Linked DNA regions of Homo sapiens: region 1 is linked to region 2. Evidence: chromatin contacts called from ENCODE Hi-C or POLR2A ChIA-PET data. All regions are on one chromosome and are shown on one strand. Each heading gives the region's core, a stretch centred on a gene start or an enhancer-like site at or near the end of the contact. The rest is flanking DNA. Distances are from core to core; before and after follow the strand shown. Region 1 has its middle 48 kb from the start of MCHR1. Region 2 overlaps MRTFA (myocardin related transcription factor A).

Region 1 (3,127 bases), core at 276-2,775, 290 kb after region 2:
CGCGCCTGGCCAATTAAGTCTTGTTTTAAACATGCCATTGGTATGACCGTAACCATCATTTTTTTTTTTTTTTGGTATGCAATGGTAGGGATTTTTTTTATTGTAAACTTGCTTCATGAATTACGCCTAAATCCCTTAGGTGAGGGCCACAGGGAAGTTTCCCTCTTTTAGGAAACCTAATATCATATAAATCAAGACTTCTAGCCACGCCAAGGTAAACCATTAGGGATGCTTGATTTTGCAAATGTGTTAAAGATATGGGCTTGGGAAGAAAATACTTTCCCAGCTGGGCACAGTGGCTCACGCCTATAATTTCAGCACTTTGGGAGGCCAAGGTGGGTAGATCACCTGAGGTCAGGAGTTCGAGACCAGCCTGGCCAACACGGTGAAACCCTTGTCTCTACCAAAAATACAAAACTTAGCCAGGCATGGTGGCACGCACCTGTAATCTCAGGTACTCGGAAGGTTGAGTCAGGAGAATAGCTTGAGCCCAGAAGGTGGAGGTTGCAGGGTGGCAGTGAGCTGAGACCACACCACTGTACTCCAGCCTGGGCATCAGAGACTCTGTCTCAAAAAAAAAAAAAAAAAAAAAAAAAAAAAAAATATATATATATATATATATATGTATGTATGTATCTATCTATATATATGTATGTATCTATATATATGTATGTATCTATATATATATATGTATGTATCTATATATATGTATGTATCTATATATATATATGTATGTATCTATATATATACTTTCCATTTTTTTTCCTACTCGTGTGAAAGAGACCGTGAAAGTGAAAGGAAAAGAAGATGGTCCAATCGCAAGATAAGCAGGCCCTGTAGACAAAGCAGACAGTTCAGCTACTAATGCAGTGTGGAAGGAGAGCCCTAGAGGCCAAGCACTAGTAATAAACTCAACACTTTCTGAAATTGCTAGGATCTGAATGAGGAATAATTGTGAGTGAAGAAGCCAGTGTGCTGGCTGTTCAGAGATAAGTGATTTTTTCTTTTTTCTTTTTTTTTTTTTTTTGAGATGGAGTCTCGCTCTGTTGCCCAGGCTGGAGTGCAATGGCACAATCTCGGCTTACCGCAACTTCTGCCTCCCAGGTTCAAGCGATTCTCCTGCCTCAGCCTCCCGAGTAGCTGAGATTACAAACATGCGCCACCACGCCCAGCTAATTTTTTGTATTTTTAGTAGGGTCGGGGGGTTTCTCCATATTTGTCAGGCTGGTCTTGAACTCCGGGCCTCAGGTGGTTCACCCGCCTCGGCCTCGCAAAGTGCTGGGACTACAGGCGTGAGCCACCGCGCCTGGCTGCTAAGTGATTTGTAAGCTAAGACATACTCTTAAATTCCTTCAAAGCAAGGGAAGCAGTGACTGTTTTAAGAACAAATACTGTCTTTGAAATTTGAAATACAGGATAGACAGGGGCTCCTTAAACCTAGTAATCCTTTTGTCTCTTTTGGTCCATCTCAACCACAAACCAAGCAAACATGCACATGCTTGTCAAAAACAAGTCAATTATTTTGAAAATCAATTAAATTATTCATACCCTTTGAAATTTCAAAGGAAAGTCGAGAGAGAGAGAGAGAGAGAGAGAGAGAGAGTCAGTTAGAAGTCACGGGTATTGAAGTGCTTATTAGTTAAATCGGGTTCTTTGTCTCTCTACTTTGCTAATGGCTGATCTTTTGACTTTTCTGATGATTAGCCCTGGCTATCAAGTGAGATTCCATGGGGCTTGGTTTGTTCATACTCTTCTGAGTGACATTTTCCCCATTCTAATAGCCTAAAAGCATAATGAGGTAAATGAATCACAAGTGATAATGAGTTTTTTAAAAATCTAGGCAGGAACAAAACTGGCTCATTACCATGAAGAAGTAGCATTCTGATGAGGACAGGAAATCACTGAGGAACAGGAGAGAATGCATAAACTACCACTTATGTGTATTGCTAATGATATGCCAGACACAATTCTAAACACTTACATGACGGTCTCATTTAATACCAATGCAAAAATTCTACAGATGAAGAAATGGGGACTCAGAGAGATTAAGTAGTTTGCTTAAGGTCACACAACTAGGAAATGACCAAATTGGCATTTAAATGAGACAGGCTGGCTGAAGCCTGGACTGCCTCTGCCTTTTTTTTTTTTTTTTTTTTTTTTGAATCAGGGTCTCACTCTGTCACCCAGGTGATCACGGCTCACTGCAGGCTCGAACTCCCAGGCTCAGGTGATCCTCCCACTTTGGCCTCCCAAGTAGCTGGGACTACAGGAGGGCCACAATGCCTGGCTAATTTTTTTTTTTTTTTTTGAGATGGGGTTTTGCTATGTTGCCCGGTCTGGTCTCGAACTCCTGGGGTCAAGTGATCTGTCCACCTCGGCCTCCCAAATTGCTAGGATTACAGACATGAGCCACCGTGTGCAGCCTGCCTCTGTCCTTCTGAAAAAAAGGTAATGGCAAAGGCATGGGGGAAAAGTTAAACATGTTAAAGAAAAGGCTGTAGATATTTCCATATGCATGTCGATTCATGTAGTAGCTTCCTAGCACTTCGGTAACAACCATAACCCAGCGGCGTTGGTGGTACAGTAGCGAGCATAGCTGCCTTCCAAATAATCATAACTTTGGTGGGATTTTTTGTTGTTTTTTTTCTGAAACAGGGTTTCGCTCTTGTAGCCCAGGCTGGAGTGCAGTGGTGTGATCTCGGCTCACTGCAACCTCCTCCTCCCAGGTTCAAGCGATTCTCCTGCCTCAGCCAGTCGAGTAGCTGGGATCACAGCTGCCTGCCACCACACTCAGCTAATTTTTGTATTTTTAGTAGAGATGGGGTTTCACCATGTTAGCCAGGATGGTCTCGAACGACTGGCTTCAGGTGATCCACCCTGTTGGGGTGATCAGACCCAACACCAGGCTGTGGGGGCAACGAAGTCCGGGGGAGTCAAAGGAATGAGACAAGACAAGTTAAGAGTGAAAGTGGGACCGCAGGCCAACGCTAGTATGGAGGCTGCGAAGGCCCTGAGCGCTGGGAGCCCGAGCTGTTTATTGGTGATCAAAGAAGCAGGTGGTGAGGATGTGGGGGTTGAAAGGAAGCAGTGCATCAAGCGCATGATCTATGGCCGTGACGGTTTAGCA
Region 2 (3,134 bases), core at 15-2,514:
CTGGCCTCAGAGTTCTATGGAAAGCTCTAAATGGAAATATAACCAGCAATGCAATGAGCTCTGAAAATGCTCTTTGGGAGTTCTGAGGGGGAAAAAAGGTACCTTACCCTGGCCCGCTCCAAGCTCCTTCTCTGCTCATGAAATGCGGCTGGACTTTTCAAAGCTGTTGAGAGAAGAACCGTAAAGATTACCTTCAAGCGAAGCATCATGTCTAGTGCTACGATATTCAGTGGAGAAGGCATCTTAAATTCATGTTACTGGCTGGGCGTGGTGGCTCACGCCTGTAATCCCAACACTTTGGGAGGCTGAGGCAGGCAGATCACGAGGTCAGGAGATCGAGACCATCCTGGCTAACATGGTGAAACCCTGTCTCTACTAAAAATACAAAAAATTAGCCAGGCGTGGTGGTGGTGGGCGCCTGAAGTCCCAGCTACAAGGGAGGCTGAGGCAGGAGAATGGCGTGAACCTGGGAGGCAGAGCTTGCAGTAAGCCGAGATTGCGCCACTGCACTCTAGCCTGGGCAACAGAGCGAGAAACCGTCCCCCAAAAAAAAAAAAAAAAAATCACATTACTGTTAGTAGTACTATAAATATCAGTTGAAGTGAAGGCAATGACACCTGAGTAAGCATGTATCTTTATGGTTTAGCTACCCCATTCAAACAGTTTTGGTAGAAACCAAAATATGACTCCTAATGGGAACTGTCACTGCCTAAGCTTGGGCTATATAAAGTGCACCCATGGAATGTAACTTTAACAAACACCCTGGCCCATGACTGGACCGTCAGCCGCAAATCCCCCTTCAGCTAGGACTCCAAGAACGCCTGCTAGGCCTCACATTATTCTCAGGACACCTGCACACAGGAAGGGGCACAGATGCATGCCAAATTAACCTTACTTCCTCAACCTCACGAGGAATCATAAAGTGGCCAAACTGTTTCAATGGGACAGTTAAAACCAAAAAGATATATGTCCACTCGGCACTATTTCCTTCTTCACTGCACCTGTTATTTATAGTGCTGCTAAAATTAACTTGAATTTCATCTCTAAGGACTAAAAGAACCCCATGGCAATTGTATGTGAAGGAACACACACAACCGACAGCTGAGACGAAGGGCTCAGCTCTATTCTGGGGATACCACACAAAGACCACAAGTCTCGACTTCTGCAAACAACACTCAGGTGGCAAGACCAAACCAAGAGCCTCCAGAAAGGCTGCACCATGAATGGAAGGTCTGACTCCTTTTGTCAAAAACTTGGCTGTAAGGACAAATAGCAACTTAAGACACTCTGAGGATGAGAGGGAAAGGCCTGACTCACTTCAAGTAGGGAACAGAGGCAATAAGAGAGAAATTTATAAGACTGTGGTCAGTTTCACTTCTCCTGCCCTAGAATTTCCAAAGAGCTGTGAAACTGCGAGCAGAGATAACTTTTGCTAGGCTGCTGGCTGCGGTAGGAGTGCAGGGTTAAGGAGCTGCTAAAAGTAGCAAGAGAGCATAGATAGGACCCTATCCTGCCTGGGCCGTTGTGCTTCTTCCTCCTTCCTCTCCACCCCCAGCGGGGGGCTGGGCCTCAGCAACAGCAGTCCCAGAAGAAAGCTTCAATTGTCCCAGTGGTATTTATTTTTAAAAATTTTTTGTGAATCTTAAGATAAAAAAGAAACTACAGTCTTAAAAGTACTACTGAGATCCCATCTTCTAACAGAAGGGGGAGCTCTAGATTTAACAAATAACATCAAAGAAAAACCAGTACAAGTTACCTCCCCAACCTACCTGGGCACTATCCAGGATTCCCCACTTCTTACATGGGCAGGTCGTGGGCATTTCAGTGGGTAAATAGACACCCCCTGCACCTGCTTCTACTGTGTAACGCTAGCTCAACTCCAAACGTCCTGCTCTGCAGGAACCCGGGTGTGATGCATCACACGTAACCTTGGCTCTTGGAAAGCTTAGCACATGCATGAGACAGTAAGTACAAAGAATCAAGAGAAAACGGACACTGTCCACCCCACCCCAGCTTCCTTTTCTGCCTCATTTTTCTCCGCAGCACTCATCACTGTCTTGACAGTCTTTATATAAATACTACGTATCTGGCTGGGCATGGTGGCTCACGCCTGCAATCCCAGCACTTTGGGAAGCCGAGGTGGGCAGATCATGAGGTAAGGAGTTCGAGACGAGCCTGGCCAACATGGTGAAACCCCGTCTCTACTAAAAATACAAACATTTTTGTACAGGCATGGTAGAGGGTGCCTGTAATCCCAGCTACTCAGGAGACTGAGGCAGGAGAATCACTTGAACTCAGGAGGCAGAGGTTGCAGTGCGCCAAGATAGTGCCACTGCACTCCAGCCTGGGAGACAGAGCAAGACTCCGTCTCAAAAAAAAAAAAAAAAGGCGGAATACTACATACTTTTCTTGTTTACTCTCAGTCTCCCACGTTTACATTTACAACATGTCCCCATCAGAGCACAGCAAGGGTTTTGTCTATTTTTTTAGTCACTCACAGCATTCCCCAAGTGCCTAGAATACCAGGCACACAGTATACCCTCAATAATTATTCACTCGATGAATTAGTGAGTATTCTGTAAGAAACGGACACAAGGTGACTAGTGACAGGAGGACAGGAGGATTCTGCGGCAGAGCTCTAAACTTTCATCTAAACAGCCAGAATTCTGGTTCTCAACCGGGTTCGAAACCTCACAGAAGTTCTGGATAGACAGTCAAGGGATCTGTGTTCTAGTACTGAGTGCTACCAATTACTGCTGGGTGACATGGGTTTTGACTGCTTTCTGGGTCTAATTTTCTTCCAGAGTGAGAATCTGCCCACCTCTCAGAACCCTTGTAAGGAAGAAACACCAGTGAGAGTGCCCTGAACCAAATGGTATATGTGTCGATATATTCAGGTGTTGCTGTCACCAAATGCTGTAATTTGGTTGAATCACTGGCTTGATTCACTTACAGGCCAGCTAGTTTCTGTACCACAGCCAGAGATTCTCTGTCTAAAACCCTGGCTGACTTGCTGCCTCAACAACCCACACTGGCTATCCCCAAAGGGTAAGGCACAAACCCAAAGGCACAAACCCAACTTCTAGAAGAACAATTCACCAGAACATCTTGAGGACATCATCTTCATGTACAAA

Evidence for each region. Hi-C counts contacts between places; a loop is a spot of excess contacts on that map. ChIA-PET counts read pairs that join two places held with the same protein, here RNA polymerase II (POLR2A). Pooled maps may share reads with other maps.
Region 1: a pooled map shows a loop between it and region 2 (2.6-fold over the local background). The contact joins two enhancer-like sites. A Hi-C loop is called at or near these places in 1 of 50 pooled maps. POLR2A ChIA-PET finds 5 or more read pairs at or near these places in 4 of 52 experiments (WTC11, activated naive CD4-positive, alpha-beta T cell, activated naive CD8-positive, alpha-beta T cell and 1 more).

The regions. Positions count from the first base shown.
Region 1 is chr22:40,725,871-40,728,997 of GRCh38, forward strand. No RefSeq gene overlaps it. Among named protein-coding and RNA genes, the nearest start is that of MCHR1, 48 kb to the left of the region's middle. RefSeq lists enhancers at 2,151-2,875, 2,876-3,127, 2,927-3,006, 3,077-3,126. Within about 2 kb of position 1,526, at least 6 of the 41 ENCODE cell types and tissues checked have a DNase peak (open chromatin) inside an H3K27ac peak, as active enhancers do.
Region 2 is chr22:40,435,392-40,438,525 of GRCh38, forward strand. MRTFA (myocardin related transcription factor A) reads right to left here. Exons shown (of 15, transcript NM_020831.6): 5 at 108-163. Among named protein-coding and RNA genes, the nearest start is that of SGSM3, 66 kb to the left of the region's middle. RefSeq lists enhancers at 900-959, 1,220-1,349, 1,470-1,519, 1,590-1,639. Within about 2 kb of position 1,265, at least 22 of the 41 ENCODE cell types and tissues checked have a DNase peak (open chromatin) inside an H3K27ac peak, as active enhancers do.